Linked DNA regions of Homo sapiens: region 1 is linked to region 2. Evidence: read pairs that join two places in POLR2A ChIA-PET (ENCODE). Cell type or tissue: Panc1. All regions are shown on one strand. Each heading gives the region's core, and the rest is flanking DNA. Links, peaks and the distances in the headings are about the cores only. Region 1 holds the start of NOX5 (NADPH oxidase 5). Region 2 holds the start of LOC124903515 (a long non-coding RNA gene).

Region 1 (15,590 bases), core at 4,512-12,511, 55 kb before region 2:
CAAGTGGATTACACCGATTTTTACTCTTTTTTTGTGCTTTTAGGCTTTTTTTCTAATTTTTAAATAATAATAATTATTATTTTTTAAAATCAAGATGGGGTCTCACTCTGTCACCCAGGCTGGAGTGCAGTGGTGTGATCTTGGCTCACTGCAGCCTCTGCCTCCTGGGCTCAAGCGATCCTCCCATCTCAGCCTCCTGAGTAGCTGGGACTATAGGTGCACACCACCACACCCAGCTAATGTTTTTGTATTTTTGGTGGAGATGGGTTTTCGCCATGTTGCCCAGGCTGGTCTCGAATTCCTGAGCTCAAGTGATCCACAAACCTTGGCCTAATAATTAATGTTTATAATTTGTGTAATTATAAAAAAGTGTCATTGAGAGAAAAAAATCTCTCCTTCCAAAAGTTTTGTTAGAAAAAAGACGCTTTTAAAAATACATTTTCTGGCGAGGTGCGGTGGCTTACACCTGTAGTCCCAGCACTTTGGGAGGCTGAAGCAGGTGTATCACTTGAGGTCAGGAGTTCGAGACCAGTCTGCCCAACATGGTGAAACCCCACCTGTACTAAAAATACAAAAATTGGCTGGGCCTGGTGGTGCATGCCTGTAATCCCAGCTACTAGGGAGGCTGAGGCAGGAAAATCACTTGAGTCCAGGACACGGAGGTTGCAGTAAGCCAAGATCATGCCACTGCACTCCAGCCTGGGCAACAGAGTGAGACTTCGTCTCAAAAAAAAAAAAAATTTTTTTTCATGTTTATTACTTCCCTTTAAAAACTTGCATTTTGTCCAGATACTAGGATATGAACTAGATTGTTGTCAGAACTTTGGCAAGTATTGATGTGTTGCTCCATTGCTTAGCATTGCTTACTGGCTTCCTAGCTCCTAGGTAATCCTAGGCCTTTAGCTCTCTTCCTGCCAAATTTGTCATGACCTGACTCCTGCTCCCTGCTCCAGTTCTGCTTTCAAATGTGTGCGTCTCCAGGTCATTACCTGAACTGCTTATAGTTCCCAGGACACAGAATGCATTCTCATTTCATGCCTTTCTACACGATCTTCTAGCTGCCCAGAATGTCCTTTTCCGTTTCCACCTGGCAAACTCCTACTCATGTTCTAAAACCCACTACAGATCAGTCACTTTCACTGGGAAGTCTCCTCGGTTCTCCCTTCCCAATGCTGTCTCACAACACACTTCTGTATCTTCATTTACCATGCTGGATTATCTTACTTGTCTCTGTGTATACAATCAGGGCCTGGATATAGTGTTTCCTAAGTATTTGTTGAATTGAGGCAGGTTTATTCATTCCACAAACATACATGGAATGCCCATGATATAGTGAGCACTGTGCTAGTTTCCTGGGATTCAAAACTAATGAGGCACAGATCTTGCCTTTAGGGGCTCACAGTCCAGAGGGACAGAAAGAGACACACACAGATAGTTACAATTACAGTGGGTACCGGCAGCTCTGTCTCACATCTTCTCATTCTTGCTTTTTTCCCTTAACTGGCCATAACTTGAAAGTATAATTCATATTTACTGCTTGGCTTATTTCCTCAAAAGAATTTTCTGTTTCCTACATATTATTCCTGAACTGATTTAATGAAATGTGTTTGTATTTCTCTCTTTACTTTGCCAGGAAAACTATTGAAACAGTCAAAGTAGCCTCCAAAATTGCTGCTCTCCAGGCATGGGAGCACCCCATTTCCAGAGATTACCAAAAGATCACTGAAATTCTGTAGAACTTGTCTTGGGACTGGCCCCAAACAAATGAGAACTGGCTGAATCTGTGGGTAGAAAAATATGTGAGTGACAGCAAAGAGGCTTCCAGTGAGCCCCTGCTGGTTCAGAAGACTTGACATGGCCAGCACCAAAGGATCCCTTTAGGGTACCCCCACCATGAGCCACATACTGGGAGAAATTTCTTGTAGCACTCTGCTTTAAAACAAAACCATAATGATAACTAATCATTTCCCTGATTTTGGAAATTAACCAGAGACATCTAAAATCACCACTAGGACATCCCAATCTGCACCAGATGGCCAGGGTTATCAGCCAAAGCTGATCTCTTTCCAGGCAAAACAAAAAGTATAAACACTTTGAATTTTAATCGCAGAGCAGTATTACCTAAGTAATTATACAATTTCCCTTAAGTTTAAAACAAAATAGCTTGCAGGTCCCACTTTTTTCCCTAGGCTCTATGGGCTAGGAACCTCTGCAGGTGACTGTTTCAATATAGTTGTACACAATATGTTGAGACTGAGTATAGCTCCATGGGTGGTTAACTATACAATCTCCACAGTCAGCCCAATGTAGTTGTAAAATTTGTGCTGAGCCCACTGGACACATTACTTCACCTCTCTGTTTCACTTCCCTAATCAATAGAATGATGCCAACACCCACCAGATAGGGCTGTGTTACGAATTAAACTGAGCAATACGTGCAAAGTTCTTAGCACAGTGCATGGCTCAGAGTAAGTGCTTAAACATTTTTGTTGATAATTGATATTATTGTTATTGGCGAAGTCTTGCTTGACTTATAAGCAGGGCCTGCCTGGAGTTGTTGGTGATTTTTTTCACAGTATGTTCCTAGATAACCTAGCTTCACCATAGTATTTTTGAGGAAAGGAAAGAGAAGATACTGGGCCAGATGGAAGACAGCTCATCCTTCCTAATAAAACTCTTGCCCCATTGCATTCCATGCTTCCTGGTTGGGATTTTTCTAGACCAACTCAGCCACCAGTTTTATGAGGGACTGTGGGTGTGAGCAGGTCTTTAGGAGTCAGGAAGAGGAGGAGTCAGGGGGGTGGCTACACAGTGCAGGCAGCTCAATGGACAGCAGTCTTTCTGGGACCTGTGATCTAGAAGACAGGAGAAGATGAACACATCTGGAGACCCAGCCCAGACGGGCCCTGAAGGCTGTAGAGGGTGAGTGGCTCATTTGTCCAGCTTTCCATGCCAGGGACAAGGGAAAGGTGGGATTATTTGCCTTTGTGGGATCTACAAAAGGTAACTGTGTCTGCCTTGGGCAGAAATCAGAAGATCTGAGCTCTATTCTTGCCTTGCTACTAGCAAGCTGGGCAATCTTGGATAAGTCACCAGCCCTCTCTGGGTCTGTTTTCTCATCTGTAAAATAAAGAACTGGCCAAGTCAGTGTAATAGCAATACCCAGCATTTGTACAATGCTTTCCAGTTGTACTTTTCCAAACAGCATCTCATTTGGTCCTCATAGCCCTTTGTTGGAGAGATGCTTGTGGGCTGGTCATTCAGCTGGTGCAAAGCAAGGCTGGACCTAAAATCCTGGTCTCCTGGGGTAAATTCTGGCCTCTGGTGAGCACATTGTTCCCCTTGAGCTCTGAAATCTGAAGATTCCCGCTCCTTCCTGCTACCTACAGTGTTACCTTCCTTCCCACCCTATTCCCTCACCACCTAGATCACTCTGGCTGTCCCAGTCTCTTCTCAGCCCCTTCCCAGAGTTACCTCTCCCCTTGCACAGGCCCACCACACTGATCTTGTTTCTGAAAAGTGGGAGGTGAACAGCAGATACCTCCTCCCTGCCTTCCCTGCGTTAGCACTTGCATGCAGCCCTTTTTCCAGAATTCTCTCTGCTTTGTGGAATGCCTTCCCGAGGGTCCCGAGAGATGAAGAAAGTGGAGGCTGTTTAACCCCTAGGGCAGCATTTCTCCAGGTGCATGGGTGGGTCACCCATGCGTGGGTCACAAGATCCGGGGTGCAGGTGAAATGTGCAGATTCCTGCCTCCTCCCCACCAAGGTTGGCGAGTCAGAATGCACATTTTTACAAACTCTCATGTTTCTGGCAAGAACATATTGCAGTTTGGGAACCACTAGTCATTAGGTGAGTGCTCTTTTGGGCCGTGGAGGGCTGCCTTGAAACCACCAAAGGGTGGCTATAAGTCAGTGGGAGGTGTGAATGTCTTTGGGGGGGCAGTGATGGGAAGGCGGCTTCAGCTCAGGGACATGAGAAGCAGGCACTCGAAGCTTGGAGTCTGCACAGGCAGTGAACGCCCATCAGTGAAGGTCGAAGCAGAGTCATTGTTGGGTCGGGGGTGGGGAGAAGTGTGTGGGGCTGGGCCCAGGACAGTGGTTCTCTGGGGCTGGTGTGAAAAAACCTAGGAAGCTCTTAAAAGAGGCTCCTTGGCTGATGTTGAAGCCACGAGGGATGAGAAGGTCTGATGCGAAGCTCTCTTCCTCTTTTCCAGCTGTGGGCTGCTTCTGGTACACAGGGATAGTAATAATACCTACCTCACTGGGCTGCACCAAAGACAGAAGGGGCCAATATACTAAATAAAGTGGCTGGCACACTGGAGGGCCTGGAGCCCCTGCCTTGGGAGCGTGCAGGAGCTGGCCTATCTCAGTGGGAGGCTGGGTGGGGGCATTGCCCTGGCCCTTGACACTCCCAGCTACAGGTTCTCTCCATGCCTCATCTCACCCCCCTCCTCCACAGTGAGTTGGGCCCTGGGAGCTTTGGACTGGCCTCTGGCAGGGGCTGCCTGGAGCACCCTCCTTGCTGCCTGCAGCTCCAGTGACTTACTAGGACCACACATTTATAGGCGAGGAGAGAGTGAGAACCTAGACAGGTGGTCCGCAAGAAGAACCTGAGGAGTCTGAAGCCTGGGACTTAGGCCTGGCTCTGCCCCAAGTCAATGCAGGGGCCCTGAGAGGACATCTGTCTGTGCTCCCTGTGGGAAATGGGAATCCATCTAGGACTTGCTGACTTGGAAAGTGACGTGAGTTAATAGGCATGAAAAAGAGAAGAGAAAGGTGTACATACCTAATCATCATGTGCTAGACAGACATCCTATGCCCTGTCACAACTCTGCAAGGTGAGCTATCACTAACGCTTTTAATAAATGAGGAAACTGAAGCATGCATGCACACACACACATACACACACACACTAAAGCATATATGACATATGCATATATATATATACATACATACATACACACACTAAAACATATATTTGTAAACCAAAAATAAAAATCTAATCCCCTCAGCCATCTGAATGGACCCCTCCTCTCAGCAAAGGGCATTCCAAAGTTAGCCTGAAAAACTAGTTCAGGCCATCATGGGAAGGAGGGACCAGACATGCCTCATTATACTCTCCTCCCTTGTGGGATTACTGATAGAACAGACCCTTTAAGTCTGATGAGAAACATTTATACTCTATTGTCTTTGAAGCCTGCTACCTGGAGGCTTTACCTGAATGACGAAACCTTGGTCTCCATAACCCCTTATTTTAACATAGAAATTTCTAAGTATTTATTTATTTATTTATTTATTTATTTTCTGAGACAGAGCCTCACTCTGTCACCCAGGCTGGAGTGCAGTGGCGTGATCTTGGCTCACTACAACCTCCACCTCCTGGGCTCAAGCAGTTCTCATGCCTCAGCCTCCCAAGTAGTTGGGATTACAGGTGCATGCCACCACACCAGGCTAATTTTTGTATTTTTAGTAGAAATGGGGTTTTGCCATGTTGAACAGGCTGGTCTCGAACTCCTGACCTCAAGTGATCCATCTGCCTCGGCCCCCCAAAGTACTGGGATTACAGGCATGAGCCACTGCGGCCGGCCAGACGTTCCTAAGTCTTTAGACAAAAACTTAATTCTTTTAACCAATTGCCAATCAGAAAAATCTTTGAATCTACCTACGACCCGGAAGCCCCTGCTTCCAGCTGTCCCACCTTTCCGGACAGAACCAATGTACAACTTACATGTATTGATTGATGTTTTATGTCTTGCTAAAATGTACAAAACCAAGTTGTGACCCAACAGCCTTGGGTATATGTTCTCAGGATAGCTTGAGGGCTGTGTCACAGGCCATTGGTCACTCGTATTTGGCTCAGAGTAAGTATCTTCAAGTATTTTATAGTTTGACTCTTTGTTGATATATTTTATACACACACACACACACACACACACACACTCAAATACATGCCACACATATATAGCATAAGACACATGCCTATAAAGAGGTCAAACAGAGAAACAGAGGTCAAATAACTGGCACAGGATCACCCAGCAGGCACGAGGCACTTTAGAAAACCATGGAAGTGCTGTCTGAGGGTTTCTTTTCACTCAGTAATACCAGCGGCTCTGAGAATGCTTGCTAGAATTCACACTCCCAGGGCCCAAACCTCAGAGCTTCTGGTCCTGAAGATCTGGGGCTGCAGAGAATGTGCACTTTCAACTCTTGAGATGATGCAATTGTGGGCGGTCCATGGACCGGACCGCACTCATGGAGCCCCAGAGGCGCCGGTTGCTCAGGCATCCTAGGGAAACTCCAACTCCCATTTGGGTTTCAGAGAAAGAGGAACAAGCAGCAGGTGGGATTCCTAGGGATTGGCAGGGAGAATGGGCAAGGAGGCTGCAGGGCCAGGCCTGGGGACCGGGTACTTGCTCAGGCAGGTGAGAGGCAGCTGGCGGAGTTGGTGTGAGCCAGCAACAGACTCTTTAAGTCTGATAAGAAACATTTACACTCTGTTGTCTTTGAAGCCTGCTACGTGGAGGCTTTACCTGAATGATGAAAGCTTGGTCTCCATAAGCCCTTATTTTAACCTAGAAAACGCTGCTCTGATAGGGAATTACAGTTAGCTGGGACACAACCTAGGGAGATGCTGACAGTGCACCTCTCCCACCAAGTGAGGACCACCCCCACCCCCACCCCCACAAGACTCTTTTGTGTTACTGGACGCCCAAAGCTGGGAACCGTGCTTCAGAGGGCGGATTCTCATCTGATCAGTGGGCTGTACCTGTTGAGCCACTTGCCTCACAGGTGTGTTCTGGGATGAGGTTGTGCCGTGTAAAATGTTTGTTTTACTAAGGTATTAATTTGCTGGGGGATAAGAGGCCAGTAACACCCTTGATATCACCTTTTGGAGAAGCTGCCCTGGGGAGCCACATCCCGGGCCAGAGCTCACTGATGGCACAGGATTAAAGGTCAGGGGATGGAGAGGGATTTTTTGTTTGCTCTATTCTATTCTATTTTATATTTTATTATGTTATAAGGGATGGGTTCTCTGTTGCCCAGGCTGGAGTGCAATGGTGTGATTAAAGTTCACTTTAGCTTCGACCTTCTAGGCTCAAGCCATCCTCCCACCTCAGCTGCTAGAGTAGCTGGGATCACAGGTGCATGCTATCATGCCTGGCTAATTTTTTAAATTTTTGTAGAGATGAGGTTTCACTATGTTGCGCAGGCTGGTCTCAAACTCCTTAACTCAAGCAGTCCTCCTGCCTCAGCCTCCCAGTGTATTAGGATTACAGGCATGAGCCACCACCCCCGGCCTTGCTTGCTTTTTAATTGTCATACCCGGCAGTAACGAGGTACTCCCTCCTCCTCCCGACTGGGATGGTCAGAGGAGGCCCAGTGGAGAGTCAGGACTTTGCCCACTGCCCACCTGCCATGGAAGGGGGCAGGGAGGGATGTAGGTGTGGCTGTGAACCGGCAACTTGAGAGAGTCTTGTGGTGGAAAGTTCTGTATCTTGACTCTATCAATGTCAGTATCCTCTTTGTGATATTGTACTACAATTTTGTGAGATATTACAATTGGGAGAAACGGAATAAAGAAATCTCTACATTATGGCTCATACCTGTATGTGAATCCATAATTATCTCAAAATGAAGAGTTTTCAAAGATTATCACAAGAATGGTGTATGCTCATGGATACCATCAGATCAATCATACTGAGGCGTAAAGCAATACAGAACTGAAATCCTCTTTCTCCCCTCCAGTCCTGCCTCTTTAAGGACCAGTGCTGACAGCCTGATGATTCCCTTCCACACAGTGCTACTGTATTTATTCAAATCAATTCACACCTATTATAGATAACGTGGGCGGGCTTAGCTGTTTTGAATGGCAATCTAGTACACAGTGGTGGATGATGGATATGGGCCATTATGCAGTAACACTTTTATTTTTGTAGGATACATTCCTAAAAATTGAATTGCCTGAAAGATAGTACAATTCATGTTCTCACCAGCACTGTTTATATTGGATATTACCAATCTTTTGATTTTTGGCATTCTGATACCACTTCCCCCAACTACAAAAGATATAATTGTTATAAATCCCATTTCCCCAGGCATGAGAAGTGAATTGAACATCTTTTCAAATGTTTATCAACCAATATAAGTTCTCTCTTATGAATTGTCCTTTTATATCTTTTGCTACTTTCCATTGCTGGTTTCTGTTTGTTTGTTTTTGCTTCTGTCAAACCTATAGGACTTCTATGTTAAAAGAACACTAACACAGCTGCAATTTATCAATACCTAATAAAAGCATTTACTGTTATTGTTGCCCTTTTAGTTGTTGTTATTTTATAACAGGTGTGACCATTCCATCATGCTTATTGCAAATATTTTCCTTCAGCCTATTGCCTTTTGAATTTGTTGTCTTCTGTCATGCAGAAATTAATTTTTACATATGCAGATCTACAGATCATTTTCCTTAATGTTTTTGGGATCCCTATCTTGTGCCCCTACTTAAAGATGATACAAATTTCCTATAATTTCTGCTAATTCTCATTATTTTATTTATTTTTACATTTAGGCATTTATAATTTGATCAGAAAATGTAAATAAAATAGTATACTGTAGTTATCTAATTATTTTATTCTGTGTAGACATTTTGCCAAAAGCATTTATTTAATTATCCAACTTTTAATAACAATTATAAATACAATTTTTTAAAATTTCCATTTGTAACTGCTTTGGCTAATAAGATAGATGGTAAAGATGTAAATAAATATGAATATATATATATAGATATCAATTTTTATATGCATATAAATATAGATAGATATAGATCATTGATTTTGGTCTGTTTCCCTTGAGCCCAGAAACTAGCCATCACTAATACCTAGTATTTGGAGATTGAATTTAATGCATTAAACTAGAGAAACTAAATAAACATTGCAAATATCATAGAACAAGAGAGAAAATTACTAGTTTGTAAACTAGGTAATTTCCTCCCATTTTTCTTATAGTTTTAATTAAGAATGAATTTTGAACTTTATCAGGTGCTTCCTTAGCATTTATTGACATAATAAAAACTATTTTTCTTCTTTAATTTGTTGATATCAAAAATTACGTTGATAGGCGTCTTAATAATGAACCATCCTTACATTACTAAACTAAGTTCTAACTAACTAATTAGGTTCTAACTAACTAAACTAAGGTTGGGTTTGTTTTTTTTTTAAAGTGACCTTCTAGATTTAATTCAGTTATATTTTAGTTAAAGCTTTGTATAAGTTAAACTTGTATAGAATTTCCTTTTCATATGCTCTTTTCATTGGATTTGGGTAAAGCTTGCTTTGTAAAATGAATTGGGAATCTTACTATCTCTTTCTATGATCTAAGATGGTTTACCATTGGGTTTATCATTCTTTGAAGATTAGATAGAACTCAGCTCTAAAAACAAGCTGGCCCTGACATTATTTTCAATGGTTGACATTTAACTGCCCTTTTGAATTCTTTTTTTTTTTTTTTTTGAGACAGCATCTGTGATCTCAACTCACTGCAACCTCTGCCTCCTGGGTTCAAGTGATTCTCCTGCCTCAGCCTCCCCAGTAGCTGGGACTACAGGCATGTGCCACCACGCCCAGCTAATTTTTGTATTTTTAGTAGAGATGGGGTTTCACCATGTTGGCCAGGATGGTCTCAATCTCTTGACCTCATGATCCACCTGCCTTGGCCTCCCAAAGTGCTGGGATTATAGGTGTGAGCCACCGCACCTAGCCTAACTGTCATTTTGAATTCTTAAATAATTATTGGTCCATTCAGATTGTTACCTTCTTTGGGAGCTAATTCATTTCTCTTAAATCCACCAAACATTTGCACACAGTACTCTTGTATTTCAGTAGCCCTTTCCTTATCTGTAATTCTATTGCCTTTCTCAGTATTAATGTATATTTGGGGGTTTTATTCTCTCTTTTATCCTTAATCATGCTTTTCTTCTTAGTTTTTTAAAAGAACCAACTTGTTTTTCACTATATTGAGGCATAAATGATGTGCCATAATCTGCATATTTAAAATGGATATTTTGACATGGAAGGTGGCAGCCTAGAGAGGAGCCTGGGAGAATTTGTGAAAGCTCTTCATGATTTAGAAAGCACAGTGCACATGCTTGGTGGCATTATTAAGTGGAAGCTGCTTCTTTAGGGTTTGTTTGGAAGGTCCAGCTGACTCATCTCAACATTTATATCAATGATTGTCAGTGTTCTGCCTCTGAGCACATGGATCCTGAGATTGGAAACTTTGGTTAAACCCAAGTGCTATTAAGCAGAGTGAGTAAATAGTGAAAGCCATTTGCGCTGAGAGTGTGTGTCTGGAAAGAAAGGCAGAAACTCTCCAGATGTCTTCCAATAATGTCGAAGTTTTTATCCCAATGTCACAAGGAAACACCAATGGCTTACCCAAGGTGACCTCAAAGACCTGAAAGCATTTACTGAAAGAGCTGTGCTTTCATAACATCTGTTATCAAGAAAAAGTGAAGAGCAGCTTTCTACATGGTCAAAAACCAGTTGAGAAAGAAATACAATTGAATATCAATGGGATCGTGAAACCTGGCCTCAATGCCATTCTGGGACCCGCAAGTGGAGGCATTATTAGATGTCTTAGTTTCAAGGAAAGACCCACATGTATTATCTGGAGATGTTCTGATAAACACAGCACCTCAACCTGCCAATTTCAAATGTAATTCAGGTTACATGGTACAGGATGATGTCATGATGAGTACCCCAACAGTGAGAGAACATTTACAGTTCTCAGAAGCTCTTCAGCTTCCAACAACTGTGATGAATTGTGAAAAAAAAATGAATAGATAAATATGGTCATTCAAGAGTTAGGTCTGGATAAAGCAGCAGATTTCAAGGTTAGAATTCAATTCATCTGCAGTGTGTCAGAAGGAAAAAGAAACAGGACTAATATAGGAATGGAGCCTATTACTGATCCTCTCATCTTGTTCCTGGATGAGCCCACAACTGGACTGGACTCAAGCACAGCAAATGCTGACCTTTTTGCTCCTGAAAAGGATGTCTAAGTAGGGACGAACAATCATCTTCTTCCCATTCACCAGCCTTGGTATTCCATCTTCAAGTTGTTTGATAGCCTCACCTTAATGGCCTCACAAAGAGGAATGTTCCATGGGCCTGCTTAAGAGGGCTTGGGGTACTTTGCATCAACTGGTTACCACTGTGAGTTCAATAATAACCCTGCAGACTTCTTCCTGGGTGTCATTAATGGAGATTCACTGCTGTGGTATTAAACAGAGAGGAAGAAGACTGAAGCCACGGAGACTGTAGAGACCGCTAAGAGAGATAAGTCACTCACAGAAAAATTAGCTGAGTTTTATGTCAACTCCTCCTTCAACAGAGAAACAAAAGCTGAATTAGATCAACTCTCAGAGGGTAAGAAAAAGAAGAGGATCTCAGCTTTCAAGATCACCTAATGCCACTTCATTCTCTCAGATGGGTTTCCATGCATTTATTCAAAAACCTGCTGGGTAAATCCCAGGCCTCTATAGCTCAGGTAATTGTCACAACCATACTGAGGCTGATTATAGGTGCCATTTACTTTGGGCTAAAAAATGATTCTACTGAAATCCCGAATAGAGCCAGGGTTGTCTTCTTGACCACCAGCTGGTGTTTCAGCAGTGTGTCGGTCATAGAGCTCTTTGTGCTAGAGAAGATCTTTATACACAAATATATTAGTGGATACTACAGAGTGTCATCTTATTTCTTTGGAAAACTGTTATCTAATTTACTACCAGGAAGATGTTACCAAGCATTATATTTACCTCTATAATAATACGTGCATTATAAAAATAATGCTGTATAATAATCCTAATCTTGTTAGGATTAAAGACAAAGGTGGACACCTTCATCATCATGATGTTTTCCCTCATGATGGTGACTTATTTAGCACTGGCCATAGCAGCAGGTCAGTGTGGTTTCCATAGCAATGCTTCTCCTGACCATCTCTTTTGTATTTATAATGGTTTTTTCAGGTCTATTAGTAAATCTCGCAACCATTGCATCTTGGCTGTTATGGTTTAAGTACTTCAGCATTCCAGTTTTACAGCTTTGCTGCCTAACGAATTTTTGGAACAAAACTTCTGCCCAGGACTCCGTGAAATAGTAAACAATACTGTGGCTCCCCAATATGTACTGGCAAGGAATATTTGATAAACCAGCCATCAATGTCTTACCCTGGGGCTTGTGGAAGAATCATATAACCGTGGCTTGTATGGTTATCTTCCTGATTTGCCTACCTAAAATTGTTATTTCTTTTAAAATATTCTTACATTTCCCTTTAATTTACTATGATGTGTCCTCACATAAAAAATGAGACCATAATTTTTAAAAAATAAAAAGGAAAAGAATAATTTGATGAGTGTCGAGAGACAGTACAGCCCTGTTACACATGGTTTCACTTTCTATGGTTTGTTGCCCATGGTCAACCAAGGTCAAAAATACCCAATGAAAAATTCTAGAATCAACAGTTCATAGGTTTTAAATTGCAGCCATTCTGAGTAGCCTGATGAAATCTTGAGCCTTTCTGCTCTGTCCCACCTTGGTTCAGTGAATCCACACTATACACGCTGCCCATCCCTCAGTCACTTAGTCGCTGTCTCGGTTATCAGATCCACAGATCTCAAGAAGAAGAAGGGTTAGTACAGTAAAACCACATATTTTCAGAGAGACCACATTTACTTAACTTGTATTACAGTATATTGTTATATATTGTTATAATTGTTCTATTTTATTACTAGTTATTGTTAATTTCTTACTGTAGCTAATTTACAAATTAAACTTTATCATAAGTATGTATTATATAGGAAACACATAGTCTATATAGGGTTTGCTACTATTTGCAGTTTCAGGCATCCACTAAGGGGCTTAAAAAGTATCCCCCCACAGATAAGGGAGAAGTATTATATGCATACATCTGTAAAACCATTTCCATAATTGAAATAAATGTATCATTTTGACTTTTTTTGGTTTTCTAATACCTTAATTTCTGACTTTATATTTAGTAGTATGTACTTACATGTGTGTGATATGTATTTCATTCTTTGTCTAGTTGCTTATGTGAAAACTATTACATTTATTTTTAATATTTATTTAGTCTTTAAAAATAAAATCAATTCTCATTTATGTTCTATAAAGTCACTGCAAACGCTGAATTAGCGAATTCAGAACCATTGTTCTTAGAAGGAAATATAGAGTTAGGCTCATGTGAGCCTCAGGGCACAATATTTTTGTCAAACGATCAATAAGTTGCCTTGTTTTATGTGTGTTTCTATTTAAAGACACCTTTAAAATATGTATTGTTGATTCGTTGACATTGAACTCATGGCCAACAGCACTGTCACTTGTTCCTGAATGAAGCTTTCCTAACACGTATTTCCTCCATACTGCACAGTACAGCCTTTGCTCGCTTAGAAATGCTAGAGAGCACCGCAACATTATGGTTGGGAGCCGTTTTAAACAGTGAAAACACCAACAAAAAGCACAAAAATGTGAAAAATGTAGTACTAGATAGATCATGAAAAGGACACTCACTGTCTGAGAGCTGAAACAAGAAGGCAGGCATCGTCGCCTTGCTCAGCCTCAGTGGGGAGCAAGCCATTGGGTGACTCAGTTTCCACTGCTCTGTGCATGTCCACAGATGACTACGGATGGGCTGTGAGTACTGATTCAGGGGTTACACATCAATTTTAGGAAGTAGGCAGGTTTGCAAATACAAAATCCACAAAGAATGAGGATTACTGTAGCTAAGTCATTTAGGGTTATGTTACACTCATGAGCTATAGACAAGGCCATTCTCCCAGGGAGTCATTTACAGCAACAAGAATCTGTAACTCCTCACTCACTGCCTCAATTTTGGTTTCCTGGGTCCTAATGCTAGGGAAGTGTCCTAATTTCATCACTCACCTCTGTTTAGATCATAGTACAGACAGCCCATCTGTGAGGGTTTTAGACAGCCAATACCCTGGTGACATCATAGAAGACAACCTGGGCCTGAAGAGTTAAGACCTGAGGGCTGAATCCTGGCTTGATCCATCTTGTATCACAAGCATTTAAGCAGAGGGTGGAGGCTTTGGGGCAGAATGGAAAAAAACACTGGACTTGAATTTGAACTCTGTCTCTAACTTGCTGAATACATTTAGCTAAGTTACCTAATTGCTCTGAGCCTATTTCTTCTCTGCAAAATGTCCTGGCCCACCAGGCTGTCAGAGAGACCAAAGGAAGTAGTGGTGGTGGGAAATATTTGGAAAGCAGTAAAGATCTGTGTAAAGGCAAGATGGAAAGTCATTGTCATGATGTTAATTAATGCAGTCGCAGCATGCCACTCTCTGACCTGATCCCCACAGTGTGGGTCCACCTCACTCGGGCCCTGTCATTTCAGAACCTAAAGAGAAGCAAGCCTGGGCCAGCCAACTCAGGATAAGAGGAAGAGACTGAGGCATAGGGAGGAGGAGAAACGGCTGTGGGAAGCTCCAATCCACAGCCAGAACTGATTGACCCGATTCAACTCAGGGAGGCTCAGGGCCCTAGTTAGAGCAAGGCAGAGGCCCTGGGACCACCATGAGACCTCATAAGGCTTTGGCCACCCCAAGCCCATAAACCTGTTTCCTTTGCCTCCCAGCACCATGAGTGCCGAGGAGGATGCCAGGTGGCTCCGGTGGGTGACTCAGCAGTTTAAGACCATTGCAGGAGAAGATGGGGAGATCAGCCTGCAAGAATTCAAAGCAGCTCTGCATGTGAAAGAGGCAAGTGTTGGGCCAAGGTGGAAGCCCTGCATTTATCGTTATGTGGCCTGGTTCTCAGGGCATAGCCCTTACAGGGAGGGAAAGGGAACTCCCTGGGGTTCCTGAGGTCTCCACCTTGTAGCGGGCTGGCGGGATGTTTATGGCACCCTCCCATTCCTCTTAATAGTCATGGCCTCCTGGGTCTTCAACACATGAAGTTGGAAGTCAGTAGCTTGTCAAATCTTAAGCAATATGATTAACCTCACAATTTCCACTAGGCTCATGGGCAGAGCTGATGCTCTGACTTAAGCTTCCTCTCAAGATAAGCTTGTCAATGGTCTATACCTATTAAAGTCCTGTCTGCTGTGGCACACTGTTCCCAGTCCTCCAGACTCCATAGCTACCCTGCCCACCCCACACAGCCTGCATGCCCTGACACACAGAGGAGACATCAGCACGGAAGGGAGGACTGAGTCTGAAATGCCAGCCTCTCCTAGCTGTCCTTGGGACTGGCATTGAATAGTGGCCTGGTCCTTGACAGGGACTAGCCGATGAGCATCTGAATGCCCTGCTTGAATCAGAAGGACCCTCCCCTGCTGGTCCTGGGGATACTACTAAGAACTCTAACGCCACGCCTCCTTTCACAGCAAATATGGGGAAGGAAAAAATCCCATTCTCCCTAATGATACAATCCCATCCAAATGGGAGGGTGTAAAACATCTTAAGACAAAGAGCATTCGGGATGGTAGAGAGTGATAAAGGTACTACCCAGGGATCCTGGGGATGAAGAAGAAAGCCAAGGCAAGGTGGCAGTTTTGTCAGTC
Region 2 (15,590 bases), core at 4,023-12,022:
GAAGAAAGATGCTGTCATGAGCCACCTGTTTTCCTGACCCCTCAGTCTTTCTCTGCCCAGAGCTGGAACCACTTGCCCCTTGCCCCCTCCAACTTGCACTTGCACCCCTCTTCCTCAAGGGACTGGCAGAATGGCTCATTTTCCTATGAGTCCACATTTCATAGTACAGGTCATCACCTTTTGGCCTTGCCTTGACTCCCAGAGCTGAGGATTCAAGTATGACCCAGATCTTCCCAGACTGGAGAGCTTCAAAGCCCCACCAAAGACCAGGAAGGGAGAGAAGCAAAGAAAGGAAAACCCTGAAGTCATTCCTGCCATATGGCTACAGCCTTGCATCATCCCTGATGTGAGCCATTAACCTGCCAACTACCAACCAATTAGCTCTGGTCTCGGCTGTGCTTCCCTAGCTTATGTCTCTGCTTCTCATCAGCCACACAGAGGGGCCCTTATAACCCCCACCCCTTGGGGGCTGTCCTTGGGGGAGGCCTAAAAGGGTCCTCTATAAACAGCTTAAACACATCTTTCTGAGCCCCCTCCAATGGGTGCTGAAGAGGAAGTTTCCCCCAGGAGACTCCACAATCAGGGGCATTTATAAAGGGATTATGCTGCCATTCACAAATTATGTTTTTACCAAACGGAATGAAGAAAATGAAGATCATGAAATAACCAGCTTTCCTGAGGTCCCTGCTGCAGGCCTAGAACCTGACTTGGCAAGATCCCCTTTGAGACCCATTATTTTTATGTCCAGCTGATATCAAACTTGAGTTTCTCAGCTCCCACTCCACATGCTCCTATTTTATTGCTATGTTGCTGTCAATGCCCCCCATTTCCAACCCCAGCCATTGTCTGAACTGGCACCTGCCCTTTCCTTCAAAATCCAGCTCAAGACTCTCTCCCTGTAGGAGTGTTCCTGACCCTAACTGAACCCTAATGACCCCATCACTAAACAGTCTGTTTACATCATACTTCCAAACACACACGTGTGTGTGGATTAGTAAATGTCTAGAATCTTTATACTTGCCTTTGTACAATCTTCTTGCCCAAACTAAGTTCCTGAGGGAAGTTGCGGGCAGTTCCTCTATATATCTCCTAATGAGAATCCATGATTTGGTACATAGTGAAAGCTCAAAAATATTGCTGACTTTTTCAATAATCTGTTGCTTTTTAATACACCAATGCAAAAGTGAATGGCTTAAGACAACCATTCTGTCATCTCTCATGAGTCCAAAGGTTGACTGGGATCAGCTGGGTGGTTCTTCTGTTGCACATGATAGCAGCTGGGGCTGCGGTCATCTGGGGACTACTGGGCTGAAGTATCCAGGATAAGTCACTCACTTCGCTGGTGCCTTGAGGGGGTGGATGGAGGCCTGGCTCAGTTGTGAAGCTGGGACAGTTGGACCTCCCTTCCTCCCTGTCTTCCTCTATCCATATATTCTCAAGGTCTCTCCTTCTCCACTTGTTCTATGTGATCTCTCCAGCACAGAGAGACCACACTTCTTACATAGTGACTTGAGGATCCCCAAAGCACAAAAGTATAAGATTTGAGGATTTTTAAAACTTAGACCACAAACAGCTTAGTGTCACTTCCAACACACTTTATTGGTTAAAGCAAGTCACAGGCCAGCTCAGATTCAGTGTGGGAGGGGATCACACAAGGGTGATGTGATTCACTAGGGGAGGTCTGATTTGCTAGGGAACATCTTGGGATACTAGCTACCCCTTGACTGAATGCCCAGTAGCATTTATGGAGGCCAGGGTCTGGTTGTCATTAGTGACGAGATTACTATAAAAAACCTCAGCTGTCTCTTCCTCAGACTATTTTCATCAAGAATAAAAAGAACACACACACACACACACACACACACACACACACACACACACACACACACACTCACACTCACACATACTCATACCACCTGGAAAACCACCATTCCAACCTGTAAAAAATATAAAAAAATCTCTAAGAGGGTGAAAATGTGCATATTATGAAGGAAAGATTAAACACCATCACTATTAGCTGTCCATTTTAAAAAGATGTCTTAAATACATTTTTTCATTTGATCTTGATTCCCATCCCCATTTTAGAGATGAAGAAACTGAGGCTCAGAGATAATAAGTAATTTACCCAAAAGGGTGGAGCTAGGTCTGAATAACCCCAAGACTTGTCCCTGATGCCAGAAAGAATTATTAGAATATGAATTAGTGTGGTGGCTCATACCTATAATCCCAGAACTTTGGGAGGCCAAGGTGGGAGGATCACTTGAGCCCAGGAGTTTGAGACCAGCCTGGGAAACATACCAAGACCCCATCTCTACAAAAAAAAATTTTTTAAAGAATAGGAATTATGCCTATCAATGATAGACTGGATAAAGAAAATGTGGCAGATATGCACCATGGAATACTATGCAGCCATTAAAAAGGATGAGTTCATGTCCTTTGCAGGGACATGGATGAAGCTGGAAACCATCTTTCTCAGCAAATTAACACAAGAACAGAAAACCAAACACCACATGTTCTCACTCATAAGTGGGAGCTGAACAATGAGAACACATGGACACAGGGAAGGGAACATCACACACTGGGGCCTGTCTTGGGGTTGGGGGGCTAGGGGAGGGATAGCATCAGTTGAAATATCTAGTGTAGATGATGGGTTGATGGGTGCAGCAAACCACCATGGCACTTGTATACCTATGTAACAAACCTGCACATTCTGCACATGTACCCCAGAACTTAAAGTTTAATTTTTTTTAAAAAAGTGCAACAAAAAAATAAGAGTTAGTGTTTTTGGTCTAAAGAAACTGAGATCCTGAAAGGTGAAATAGTCCAGGGTCCCTCAGCCAGGATCCTGATTCCCCTTTAGAAGAGAACAGATGCAAAAAAAAGCACAGGGCCTGATTCGTAGTAGATGTTCAGTAAACACAAGCCCCCATCTCTTCTCCAAATGAGATTTCTTCTACAGCTCACTGTCATTGGTCCAAAGAATGCAGCCGCTACACTGTGTTATTGGCAGGATTGTGGGCATGACTGATTTCCTTTCTGATTGGGTAGGAAGGCTGAAGGGCGAGTTTGGAAGGGCTCTGTTCCCTTCATCTCACTCCTTTCCCCACTCGCATTTCACCCAACAGTCGTCTGATTTTTGAGCAATCTGTTCCTGGAAAGCAGAGGAAAGTAACAGATTGATGCATCGACTGCGTGTGGCCAAGTGATTTATTTTTAATGTGACTAAACAAGACACACACCTGCCTATGGAAACGTAATCACATTGAATCATCAGGGACTTAGATAGCCATTTAAGCAAGGGAAAGACAGAGAGGAGACAGAGGAGAGGAGGAAGAGGAGGGAGAGAAAGAAAAGGGAGGCAGGGGAGCAGAGACAGAAGAGGAGAGATAAGAAGGGACTGGAAGAGAGGGAAGGGAAGGGAAGGGAAGAGAAGACTGGGCCAGCTCCCTAAAAATGTTTATTTCAGCAGCATCAGTGAAGCACCCTCAATTGGCCCAAATGCCTGTGGTTTAGCTTTGCTGATGCCTGAAATTTCATAATTAGACTTTCGTCCCTGTGATTTAACCAAACACAGTATGTTCTCCACTAAAGTGTAAATGCAACAGAAGTAGTGCATCAAACTACATCAATCATTTTCACCTCAGTGAGAAAGAACTGATATCTTTTATGAAAGCAGGAGTTTTTCTATGGGGGGGTTGTATTAGTCCATTTTGCATTGCTATAAAGGAATACCTGAGACTGGGTAGTTTATAAAGAAAAGAGGTTTATTTGGCTCATGGTTCTGCAGGCTGGATAGCATGACACTGGCATCTGCTCGGCTTCTGGTGAGGCCTCAGGAAGCTTTTACTCATGGCAGAAGGCAAAGGGGGAGTAGGCAGGTCACATGGCAGGAGAGGGAGCAAGAGAGGGAGGAAGAGGTGCCAGGCTCTTTTATACAATCAGATCTCACTCTAACTAATAGAGCAAAAACTCACTCATTACCACAGGGAGGGCACCAAGCCATTTATGAGGGACCCACTCCCGTGACCTAACACTTCTCACCAGCCCCCGCCTCCAACACTGGGATCACACTTCAACATGAGATTTGGAGGGGAGAAATATCCACACTATATCGGGGGCATTAAAACAAAGTTTATGGGAGTCACCAGTGAAGGCACAGAAAGGAACCTTGGGGGCTCTAGGGACTTTCTCCTTCATGGCTTTTCTTAATGATAACACCTACCTTTACGAGCATTTGTTATGTTCCAGGCACTATGGATGCGAGCCATTACATGTACTATTTCATTCCATCTTCCCAATGGCCCTGGAATTTTGCGCTGGTGTTCTCATCACTCTCCAGGTGAGGGAACTGAAGCCCAGCCTGTCGTCATCTGTCTCAGCACTCTGAAAGGAAGATCCAGTTACAGCAGAGTTTCTCGTGGAATGCCCAGCCTCACCAATAGTATCTTGCTTGCAGAAGGCACTCAGTAAGTATGTGCCAACAGAGTGAAGTGGCAGGGATGGGACATGAATGTAGACAGTCTAACTCCAGAGCCTGTACCCTTAGCATTTGCCACAACTTTCTCCCAGATAGTCCACTCCGTTCTCCCTGCTTCTCACCCGAATAGCATACGAAATTCATGAACCACTGACTTTGGGAGGCTAAATGTCCTCCATCACAGCTCCCTTCTCAATCTCCCTGGGTCAGTACCAGGAATTAGCCAGCCAGACTGTTCCACTCTGTACTGCTAGTTTTCTATGTCCAGATACCTTTTCCCAGTTAGTCTGTAATGCCTTTGAGGGAAGGCACAGCATCCATGCAGAGTCTATGGGGGGATGTATGAGTCCTTTTGAAATTGCAGTTTCTTTCTCAAAAGCAAGATTATATCTTTGTGTTTTCTATTAATATGATTGTGGTAGGTTTTTTTCTTGAATTTTATATCAATATCCTTCACCCTGCCCCTAGCAATAGCACGTGAAGGAGATTATGAAGTCATAAGTTAGGGGGGCATCAGATTGATAGCTTTTTGAAGATTGATAATATCTAGTGTGGGCAAGGATGGAGGAAATGGATACTCATACATTGTTGGGGAGGCTTTCGAGGAGGCAAATCATCAGTAAGTAACAGTGGCTGAAACAAGATAAAAGCTTTATTTTATTTTTTTCTCATACAAAAGTCTAAGCTAGTAGAAAGTCCTGGAAAGAAGGCTGGCTCGGCTCCACAAGGTTATACAAGGACACAGGTTCTTTCTGTACATTGTACCACCATCCCCAGGGGTGTTACCTGCATCACCTGCTGGAAGCTGACTCCCACTACCACATCTGTTCTCTGAATAGATTTCTCCCTGGGGAAAGCAGAAGTACAACAAACAGCGTATTTTAAGGACCTGATTCAGAAATTGCACACAATGCTTCTCATCAGTCATAACTTAGTTACACGTCCCCATGTAGTAGCAAGGGGGGTGGAAAATATATTCTCAACTCATACCCACCTGAAACTCAGGAGATTCATTGCTAAAAGGAAGAAAAGAGAAAATGGATAGTAGGGGGACAGTGAACAGTTTCTAATACAAACAGGAGGAATTATCAAAGTTAAAAGTGCATATATTGCTAGACCCAGCAATTCCAGTTCTAGAAATGTATTCTAAGGAAATAGTCACACAACTACACAAAGATTATGTATAAGGGTAATACTAGTGGTTTTAAAATATGTTCACAAATTCTTTGATACCCTTCCCTTCACAAAAGGGCTACACTTAATGACTTACTCCTAATGAATAGAATGTGGCCAAAGTGACAATGTGTGACTTCGGAGGCTAGGTCATAAAAGGCCCTATGCTTCTACTTTGCTCTCTCGAATGACTGGCTATGATGGAAACAGCCACCATGTTGTGAGGACACTCAATTAGCCTTGTGGAGAGACCCACATGGGTGAGAAACTAAGGGCTGCCACCAACAGCCCACATCCACTTGCCAGCTCTGAGAGCAAATAGATCCTGCAGGCCTAGTCAAGCCTCATTTGACTGACGCCTCAGTCAACATCTTGACTGCAAGCCCATGCAAAACACTGAGCCAGAAACCACCCACCCAAGAAGCTGTGAATTCCTGACTGGCAAAAAATGTGAGTGATTATAAATATTTATTATACTTTTAAGCCACTACTTTTTGGAGTATTGTGTTAGGCAGCAGTAAATAACTAATACAATAATCATTGCTTCCTGTTTGTAATGACAAAAAAGAGAAAGAAAATAAAAAATTTAAAAAAAGAAACACCAGAAATGTAAATAATGGGAGGTTAAATAATCCATGAGAAATCCACAGTTTGGAATTTGCAGCTATTAGAAAGAGAGCTATGGCGTAAAAGACCTGTATGTTCTGTCATTGACAGCTCCTTAAGACATATTAGTACATGAAAATGACAATCTGAAGAACACTTACTGTATGGTCTCCATGACATAAAACTGCAAAAAAGTTATGTGTGCATGTACATATGTGCATATATGCAATAATGTTATATTTGTGTATATCCGAATGTGTACTTTCACATACTTGTAAATGCGTGGAATAGGAGTGAATGTCGCATACCAAATGGCAGGCAGTGGTTTTACCAGGGTGGAGGAAAGTGGAATGGGGGTGGCGAGTTGCAATATGGTGTTCACATTTTACTTTGTAATCTCCTGCATTGTTTCAACTTCTTACAATGAAAATGCATTTGCATATTCCCTGTGTGATAAAACAAAGAAAATCATAAAAAGAGAGAGAGGCAGGCAGATAGCAGAGATGGAAGGAAGAGGAGATAAATAGAAACAGCATTTTACCCACTGAGTCGTGACTACAAGCATCTTATTTTACCTGTTTGTTTTTCCTTAACATCCCAACATAGAAAACACACACTTTGTTTTAAAGTAACAGCGAGGAACCGCCTCGCTGTGGTCTTTCGCTTGCTTGGCATTGCCCCTAGGGTGCTCGGAGATGGGCTGTGGAGGGGGACGTTGGGAACTGCCCGACCCCATTCTCGCCTTTTCCCGCTGGATGTGCAGCTTTCGGAACGTGCAGGGGCGGGAGTGTCTACAACCTAAGAAAAGGGCCGCGGTGGGGAGCCCGGAGCAGGGCTGGGTGCAGGGAGCGCTCTCGCTGCCCGGGGCGCTCTGCGCTGCGCGCCCAGTGGGGACAGCACGCCGCCCCGGGAGTCTCCAGGCGCGGGAGGTCCCAGCAGATTTTGCATAAAGGGAGGAATCGAGTCCAGAGAACAAACAAGATACTGGAGGTGGTGGCACGGAGAGGATTGATTCGGTTTGCAACCCTACGAGGTCGTGGCCGCTCGGGGCAGGAAAGCAGGCTCCTGTCTCTCCAGGATCCAGCCTCCCGATCACCGCGCTAGTCCTCGCCCTGCCTGGGCTTCCCCAGAGACGGGAGCTTGGGTGGGGGACCCTGGACCCGAAGCCAAGGCTGAACTGGTGTGCCAAGCCCAGGGAGCAACCAAGTCCCCAACTCTTTCCCTGCCCTTCCCGCAGGCTGAGCAGAAAACCAGGAAATGGATGGACTCCACCTCCGCAGCCACGCCTGCCCGTTTGCGCTTACTGAACAGAGGTCCTCAGGAACGTGGTGAGACAAAGAGAAAGGAGGGCGTTTTCGCCACCCTCTTGCTAATGCTTCAATAACTCCCCATTGCCCTAATGAGCTCACCATCAGAGCCTGATTAAGACCTTTGGAGGCCCTAAAATTATAAGACCCACTATCTCCATCAATGTAATTAAAAAAAAAACAACTTTAAATGGAACTTTACCAAAAAGCCGATTTTCCTCTGTGAAATTATTTTAATAGCAACGACAAGCCCTTGCCTTGCAGCACACTGGCCTGCCCAACAGAAGATCCAGTAAGGTTTGCAAAACCAGTTGGGATCTCCTCACCTTGCCTCTCTCCTCTTCCTGCACCGGCCGGCTAACCTGTTTCCAGTTCCTCCGAGGCTCAGTCCTTCCCTGAGTTTCCCATTGCCCTCCAGAGCCAGCATATATTTCCACTTCCCTAGCTTTCAGTCCAGGCTGTGTTAGATGCCTTCAGTGCTTTCTCCATCACAGGACTTAGCACACAGAGTAGGAGAATATTCCCGTTTCTTCCCTGTCACCCTCTCTGTGCTGAGGGCTCAGAAGGCAGAGACACCTTTTCTGTTTTGCTTACAGGTATGGTCCCAGAACCTAGCATGTGGACTGACACACCCTTTGCTCAAAAAAATACATCAATATTTGAAATTAACCATTTATCCATAGCAAAACACATAGCACAGAATAAAAATGCATAGTCCATTCTGGCCTATGCAGTTTCAGCTTCTCAGCATTTATTGAGCACCTCCAAATGTGCTAGACAGGTAATACTCAATACACATTAGTTCCCTCCATGCTAAAATAGACTTTGCGTCCACGTAACTTTGCTGGAAACTTGAGGGAAACCAATTATCCTGCCCTTTCCCTGGGTGTCTGATCGGCATGTCCGTTATAGCCATAGAAATATCACTAACAGGCAATGCCAGCAGGATTAGATCTGCCAAGTGTTTAAAGTTTAGCAAGAAAGCTTTTTGCAAATGTCAACACTACCACTCTGTTTCCTGCAAACCAGCATTCTAATCAGCAGGGCTGCCTTTTCCAGCTCATTGAGCAATGACATAAAAAAATCCCAGCATAATCATTTCTCTAGGAGAAAAATACCGAAAGTCAGAGAGGATGCAATAACAATCATAGCTACCTACTATGTGCAGGTGTCATGCTTACTGCTTTAGTTATGCTTCCTCCAATCCTCACAACAAAACTGACAAATGGGGAAACTGAGGCTTACAGAAGTCACACATCTCCAACTAAGGCCTGAACTTGAGTTTTTTCCATAGCACTCTACTACCTCTGGGGGGGAAAAAAAAACTACTATTGTGCCCAGTTAGGATACAATGTATTAGAGTGGTAGGGACTTCAGGGGCTGGTTGTAGGAAAAGAGAATGACAATGCTTCTCACGCCAGGGTTTTCTGGGGTTTTCATCTTCTTGTTTTCCTCTCCTTCTCCCCTCAGAGGCCAGGTGTAGTGACATAATGATTTTGGAAATTTTTGAGCTGAAAAAGGAAAACATTTTCTTCTTTTCTTAAAAGGGGAACTGTTGGAGTGTTTGCATTTTGGGTTCCTGGCATAGCAGCTGGTAGGCTTGATGGGATTTCAAAATGAAGTTACTAATGGAAATTATACACTGAGGACATTCCAAAGAAACTGCTAAGAGAGAATGGCTTGTGCTAGGTGAGTGGAAGTGTTGCATCAGGTTATCACAGCTGGGTATTGAGGCCAGGCCCAGCTGAAATGTTACAGCAGGGGTCACCTCTCAGACTTGGCTCTGTACAGGAAACACATCCAAGGAGGAGCTACATCCAAGGCAAAGGTATAAAGCCAGACGCAGAAGACACAGTACCTGGGTTAGCTGCCCATCTGTCCCTGGGTGTAGGCTAAAGACATTTAATCTTGGACACAGGCAAGCAGCTGCATACAAGATCCTGATTCCTGATTCCTGAGCAGGAGTGGGCAGCAAGTTGTTAATTCTGACCTCCAACCATCCCTGAGGCAGTGTAGCCCTCCATTCTCAACCCTGGCTGCCCACTAGCATCATCTGGTGAGCTTTGAAATACAGATGCAGGACTCATCCCAGATGGGTGAAATCAGAAGTGATGGGAAAGGGATCCAGTGTCACATATCTTCACAGCTCTCCATGTGATTCTAGCTTGCAGCCAAAGTTCAAAAGTTCTGACACAGCCTAGGTGATCACAAGAATTACTGGAGCACTCCCTAGAATAGTTTTGCCCCAGCCTCTCTGCTGTAGATCTTAATTCAGTGGAGCTGGCAGGGGCCCAAGAATCTGTATTTTGAACAAGCTCCCTGGCAGTTGTTATGATCAGATAAGCCTGGGGACCCACAAGTGTAATAAAATGGTATATTCACATATCATCATTGCAGTCACAGCTTCTGAAATATTATGTTTTTAATTTGTATGTACATCATTGTATCTCAACCATCATTCGATTGTAAGCTCCAAGAGGGAAAGGACCTTGTCTCATTCACTGGGATGTTCTCAGTATGGAAAAGAATGCAAGCAAGTGGTGGGGATTCTGCAGATATTTGTTGAATAAATAAATGAATTTCTGTTTTGTATTTGTCACTTCCGCTTTGTGAACCAAGTTAAGAGTGAGATTGAGGGCCGGGCGCAGTGGCTCAAGCCTGTAATCCCAGCACTTTGGGAGGCCGAGGCGGGTGGATCATGAGGTCAGGAGATCGAGACCATCCTGGCTAACACGGTGAAACCCTGTCTCTACTAAAAAATACAAAAAATTAGCCGGGCGCGGTGGCGGGCGCCTGTAGTCCCAGCTATTCGGGAGGCTGAGGCAGGAGAATGGCGTGAACCAGGGAGGCGGAGCTTGCAGTGAGCCGAGATTGCGCCACTGCACTCCAGCCTGGGGGACAGAGTGAGACTCTGTCTCAAAAAAAAAAAAAAAAAGAGTGAGATTGAAACTTTGAAAGAAAATACAAATGTATACAATAATTTTATTTCACTTTTATAGATCTAAAGTCCTGCTTTTAAAAACACAAAGATTTCTTCTATATGGAACTTGATTGCCTTCATTCAGTCATTGAGAGTCTTCAGGAGATCTGAAGACCCAGAGCAAACCAGAAATGTTGACGGGGAAAAATGTGCAGAAATGTCTGAGAGTAAACCCCCTGTCCTTAAACAAATTTTTCTTCTGAAATTTTCTGCTTCATTGTAAGTTTTATGTCACCAGTTAAGTAGGGCCTAGGCAGAAAAAGATACAAAGTATTTTCAGAAAAGTTGATGAAACTGCATCCATTTATTCATGCACATTCAGAAAATGTTTATCGTGGAACTACCATTTTTCCAGTAAGTGCCAGTGGGAGCCCAATGAAAAATAACACACAGTCCTGCCCTCAACGACTAGCTTTCCCAGCAAGTGGAAAGCTAGCTATGGAACTAGGCAGTTACAGTACAGTGTGATAACACCGGTCATCAAACCCAAGATGCCTTCTGTTGTAAGATGCATCATTGGCCAGGCGCAGTGGCTCACGCCTGTAATCCCAAAACTTTGGGAGGCCAAGGCGGGTGGATCACGAGGTCAGGAGATCGAGACCATCCTGGCTAACACAGTGAAACCCCGTCTGTACTAAAAATACAAAAAATTAGCCGGGCGTGGTGGCGGGCACCTGTAGTCCTGGTTACTCTGGAGGCTGAGGCAGGAGAATGGCGTGAACCCAGGAGGCAGAGGTTGCAGTGAGCTGAGATCGCGCCACTGCACTCCAGCCTGGGCAACAGAGCGAGACTCTGTCTCAAAAAAAAAAAAAAAAAAGATGCATCATTAATTTATGCACCACTAAGAAAAATGCTGCCAATTGAACCGTGACGTGTTGTGGATTTTATCAAGATCTGTTCTAATTTCAGAGATGTGAAAATGTAACGGGGTGGTAGGGAGGTGAGGAATGTGCATTTTATTTTATTTATTTATTTTGAGAGACAGGGTCTGTCTTTGTCACTCACACAGGCTGGAGTGTAGTGGTGCAATCTCAGCTCACTGCGGCCTCAACCTCGTGGGCTCAAGTGATCCTCCCACCTCCTGAGTAGATGGGACTATAGGCATGAGCCACCATGCCCGGATTTTTTTTTTTAACTTTTTTTTTTGTTGTTGTTGAGACAAGGTCTCATTCTGTTGCTGCCCAGGCTGGAGTGCAGTGGCTCGATCTCAGCTCACTGCAACCTTTGCCTGCCAGGCTCAGGCAATCCTCTTATCTCAACCTCCCTAGTAGCTGGGACTACAGGTACATGCCACCACGCCCAGCTAATTTTTTTTTTTTTTTTTTTGGTAGAGACAGGGTTTCGCCATGTTGCCCGGGCTGGCCTCAAACTCCTGAGCTCAAGCGATCCACCTGCCTCAGCCTCCCAAAGTGCTAGGATTACAGACATAAGCCACTGCACTCAACCATAATTTTTTTTAAACTTTTTGTAAAGACGATGTCTCACTATGTTGCCCAGGCTAGTCTCGAACTCTTGGGCTCATGCAGTCCTCCCACTCTGACCTACCAAAATGCTGCAATTACAGGCATGAGCTACTGCGCCTGGCCAGAACATGCATTTTAGAACTGATTAAATAAGTAAGGTAAATCAGACACGAAGGATATACAGAATAAGCCAAAGAGTAGGGTGTAGGGTGTAGGGAGACTTGGAAGAAGGAAAGTACTGTGAAGAGGGGACAGCTTGTGCTGAGAGGTCTGGAGGGAAGAGGGTGGCTGCTTATAGCTCAGTAAGACTGCAGTTAGAGCCTGTGGGCTGGAAGGTGACAGATGAGGCTGGAGATGGAAACAAGGGCCAGATCATGGCCTGCCTCATAAGTAGATGGCCTTAGTCCCAGTTTACATCTGTAGTGCATCTTTTTGATCTTAAGTGCCCTGTTGGACAATAAATTATATGATCACCCTACTAATAAGCCATTTTTAGATATGTGCTTTTTATCTTAAGAGAAATGAGAACAATGGAAGGGTTTTAAACAGACAGTAACAAAATCAGATTGTGAAAGTGTGTGTGTGTTGGAGGCAGGGTGTGTATTGCTTAATTTGAATGTTTTTGATGAGCTAATATGTTCATACAAGTCAAAACTTTAAAAAACACAAAAGTGAAAAATCTCCCTTCCACCCTGGCCCTCCTTCCACCCCTTCCACCCTACCTCACGGCCAACCCAATTTTCTTCCCTAAAAGCAACTGATACTATCAATTTCTTGTGTGCCCTTTCAGAATTTTGTTTTCCTTTTCTTTGAGATGGAGTCTCACTCTGTTTCCTAAGCTGGAGTACAGTGGCGCGATTTCGGCTCACTGCAACCTCCACCTCCCAGATTCAAGTCATTTTCCTGCCTCAGCCTCCCCGTAGCTGGGACTACAGGTGTGTGTCAGCGCGCCAGCTAATTTTTGTATTTTTAATAGAGACGGGGTTTCACCATGTTGGCCAGGCTGGTCTTGAACTCCTGACTTCTAGCGATCCGCCTGCCTCGGCCTCCCAAAGTGCTGGGAATACAGGCGTGAGCCACCATGCCCGGCCCCTTTCAGACATATTTAATGCATATAAAATTAATTCTTCTTTGCCTTTCAAATGTACCTATTGTTTTCTAATTCTTTATTTTCATTTAGTTTGCCTCCTTTTCTTATTCCTCTCACTATCTCTCATTGAGTTTCCACAGTATGTGTTCCCCTTTTACTGCTTCAGATTTGAGGCTTCATTTTTTAAGAGTGAAGGTTGGATAGTTTTCTTTTTTTCTTTCACTTCTTCCCCAAGCTCTGGCAGCTCAGGATTCATTTCCTCCCACTGTTTCATTACCTCTTCCCTCATCTCTCATGTGCGTGTTTTCTTTGTGGGGGAAATTACTTTGCTATGTTTTCTTAATTTTCTCGTTAAAATTGTCATCTGCTCCATGACAATGTTTTTTGATGAATCTTCTTTACCTGCTGTTTGCTGTTTGCTTTTTCTTTTTTCCTCCTTTGTTTCTTGTCAAAACTTTGTATATATTACTCATTATTGAAGAAGGTAATGTTTTTTCTTCCCCGTGGACCTCAGGTGTGAGAGAGGCCAAGATTGTCTTCCAGGTTGGCTAAATTTTCCTTATGACCCAGGGTTGATGTAAATTCACTGAGCCTTGAATTCTTTCCAACCAATGGCAAAGATTCCCCGAGGCAAAGTCTCTCCTCCCCTGTTGCCACAGAAACAGACCATTTCCTACAACTATGGCTTGTCTGAGTCCTGAGCCAGCAGAGCTCAGGCCACAGCACCTGCACCCGTTTTCTGCTGCTGCACACAAGGGCTCTGTGCATTCCGCATCCAGGTGTGCCCCTCCTCTTCTGGAGGATTCTTTTTCAGGCTGTCCCAGAGACTTTGCAGCACAGCATCCTTGCTCTATTTCTTCCTGCAACATCTCTGCTGAAGCTCTATTGCTTTTGGCAACTCTTCCGTCTATTTTGTGGTTTAGGTGTCTCCTACTTTTACTAAAAATGGAATTTGTGTTTTTATCGCTCAAGTCCTTTTTGCTTTTGGATTACTTCCAGAAAATGAAGGGAGGGTTACTAACTTTATGCCATCTTCAAACCAGAAGATCTTAGATTAGTAAGATCATGTTGGCCATGGCATGGAGAATGGGCTGGAGGTGGAGAGACTGGAGGTTGGAAGTCCAGTTAGGAGATTGCTCCTGCGCTGGGGAGTTGGTGTTAGGACAGAAGATCCAAGACGCGTTTCAGAGGTAACTGCTGAATCTTACTGGCTGGTTAGATGTGTGTTTGGGAGTGGGGGTGGATCAGGAAGAAACGGGATATTTCAGGGCTGGCTGCTGGAGGCTGCTTGCGATGTAACGTGGAGCTGGGCTTCCTGCCTGTTCTGCAGCTTCCTGCCACATTCCAGGCTGCATCTGTGTGGCTGGGCCCTCTGGGAAGGTCATAGGGAGTCCTAATGGGACAATGAGCTTCCCAGCCGTTCCCTTGAAGGTCCCTTGCAGATATCTGGATGAAACTCTTGGCTGGTGGAAACTTTCAAGAAGGCCTGAGGCAGTCAGAAGCCAAGTTGTGGTTTCAAAATTACCGGCCTATTCTCCAAGTCTCCCTGATGATGAGATCTCAAGATAAAAACAAGAAAACTGGGCGCAAAATGCTCTGTGGAACTGTTGATATCCCAGGGTTTCCTGCCAAGTCCTGGCTAAGGAACACAGGGAGGGAAAGGGGACCTAACAGAGGTCATAGAACCCACTCTCTGCCTCCATAGAGGCTTTCCAGGTCATCCAAACTACGAAAATTGAACAGAGAGCTTTCTCTCTCAGATTCTCCAGAGGGGGGAGACTCAGATTCTTTTCTTTAATCAGTCTGTAATAAGTCCTGAGTACTGGCTTTTTCCCCCCCTTAATGTACAACCAGGGTTGAGAACTGAGGGCTACACAATCTCAGAGATGATCAGAATTCAAAGTTAGGAATGTGCTGGCTCCACGTCTGTCCACTCTTGTGCAGTAACACAGCTGCCTGCCTGTGTCCAGGATGAAATGTCTTCAGTTCTGTTCCCTGGGATAGACTGACAGCTGTGGAAACAATGACCCAGATACTGTGTCTCCTCCTAGGATATGTTTCTTGACTCCGCTTATGTGGTTACTGCCAAACCTGGCCTCAGTGCCTTCTACACACAGTTTTGAAAACCAGGGCAATATTTCCAATCATCTAACAGAAGCTGCTCCTTATCAGTGATGTCTTTGGAAAGTTACCAGCAATTACTAAGCTAGCTATTGGGAAATCTTAAGGATTTATTTTAGCAAGAATAATATGAGGTCTTCTGGTCTGTAAGGACCTCTGTTCCTAAAATCACAGAACCACGGCTGTGCTCTACAATGTAATAGTATGAATTCATTTGCAAGCGTGCTCAGATAAGATAGAGTCTTTAGGGAGTTTTAAAAAAACTTGGGGGGCAGTGCTTATGATATTGTGAAAAACAAACACAAAAACTGTAATTTCGTGTACGTTAAAAATATGTGATCAAGTGAAAAGAGACTTCTTACCCTGCCTTCCC

Evidence for each region. ChIA-PET counts read pairs that join two places held together with the same protein. Peaks named below come from ENCODE experiments on the same cell type or tissue, not always from the same donor. Only the 100,000 strongest peaks of a DNase experiment are listed, where the experiment ranks them.
Region 1: POLR2A ChIA-PET joins it to region 2 with 9 read pairs; 2 of 35 experiments call an interaction of 5 or more read pairs at or near these places.

Annotation. Positions count from the first base shown.
Region 1 is chr15:69,011,865-69,027,454 of GRCh38, forward strand. It overlaps SPESP1-NOX5 (SPESP1-NOX5 readthrough), which reads left to right. Exons shown (of 17, transcript NR_033672.2): 3 at 14,664-14,787. NOX5 (NADPH oxidase 5) reads left to right here and starts at 2,831. Exons shown (of 16, transcript NM_024505.4): 1 at 2,831-2,921; 2 at 14,664-14,787. The coding sequence starts at 2,872. It also overlaps the pseudogene LOC100422194. RefSeq lists enhancers at 3,938-4,439, 14,192-14,692. In Panc1, for the core only: no CTCF peak of the experiment used is centred there; no DNase peak of the experiment used is centred there; H3K27me3 peaks cover 492 bases.
Region 2 is chr15:69,067,091-69,082,680 of GRCh38, forward strand. LOC124903515 (a long non-coding RNA gene) reads right to left here and starts at 7,129. Exons shown (of 2, transcript XR_007064692.1): 1 at 4,223-7,129; 2 at 1,579-3,151. EWSAT1 (Ewing sarcoma associated transcript 1) reads left to right here and starts at 13,760. Exons shown (of 4, transcript NR_026949.1): 1 at 13,760-14,286. In Panc1, for the core only: a CTCF peak has its summit at 7,095; a DNase peak (open chromatin) is centred at 7,481; H3K4me3 peaks cover 1,387 bases; H3K27ac peaks cover 1,229 bases; H3K27me3 peaks cover 222 bases.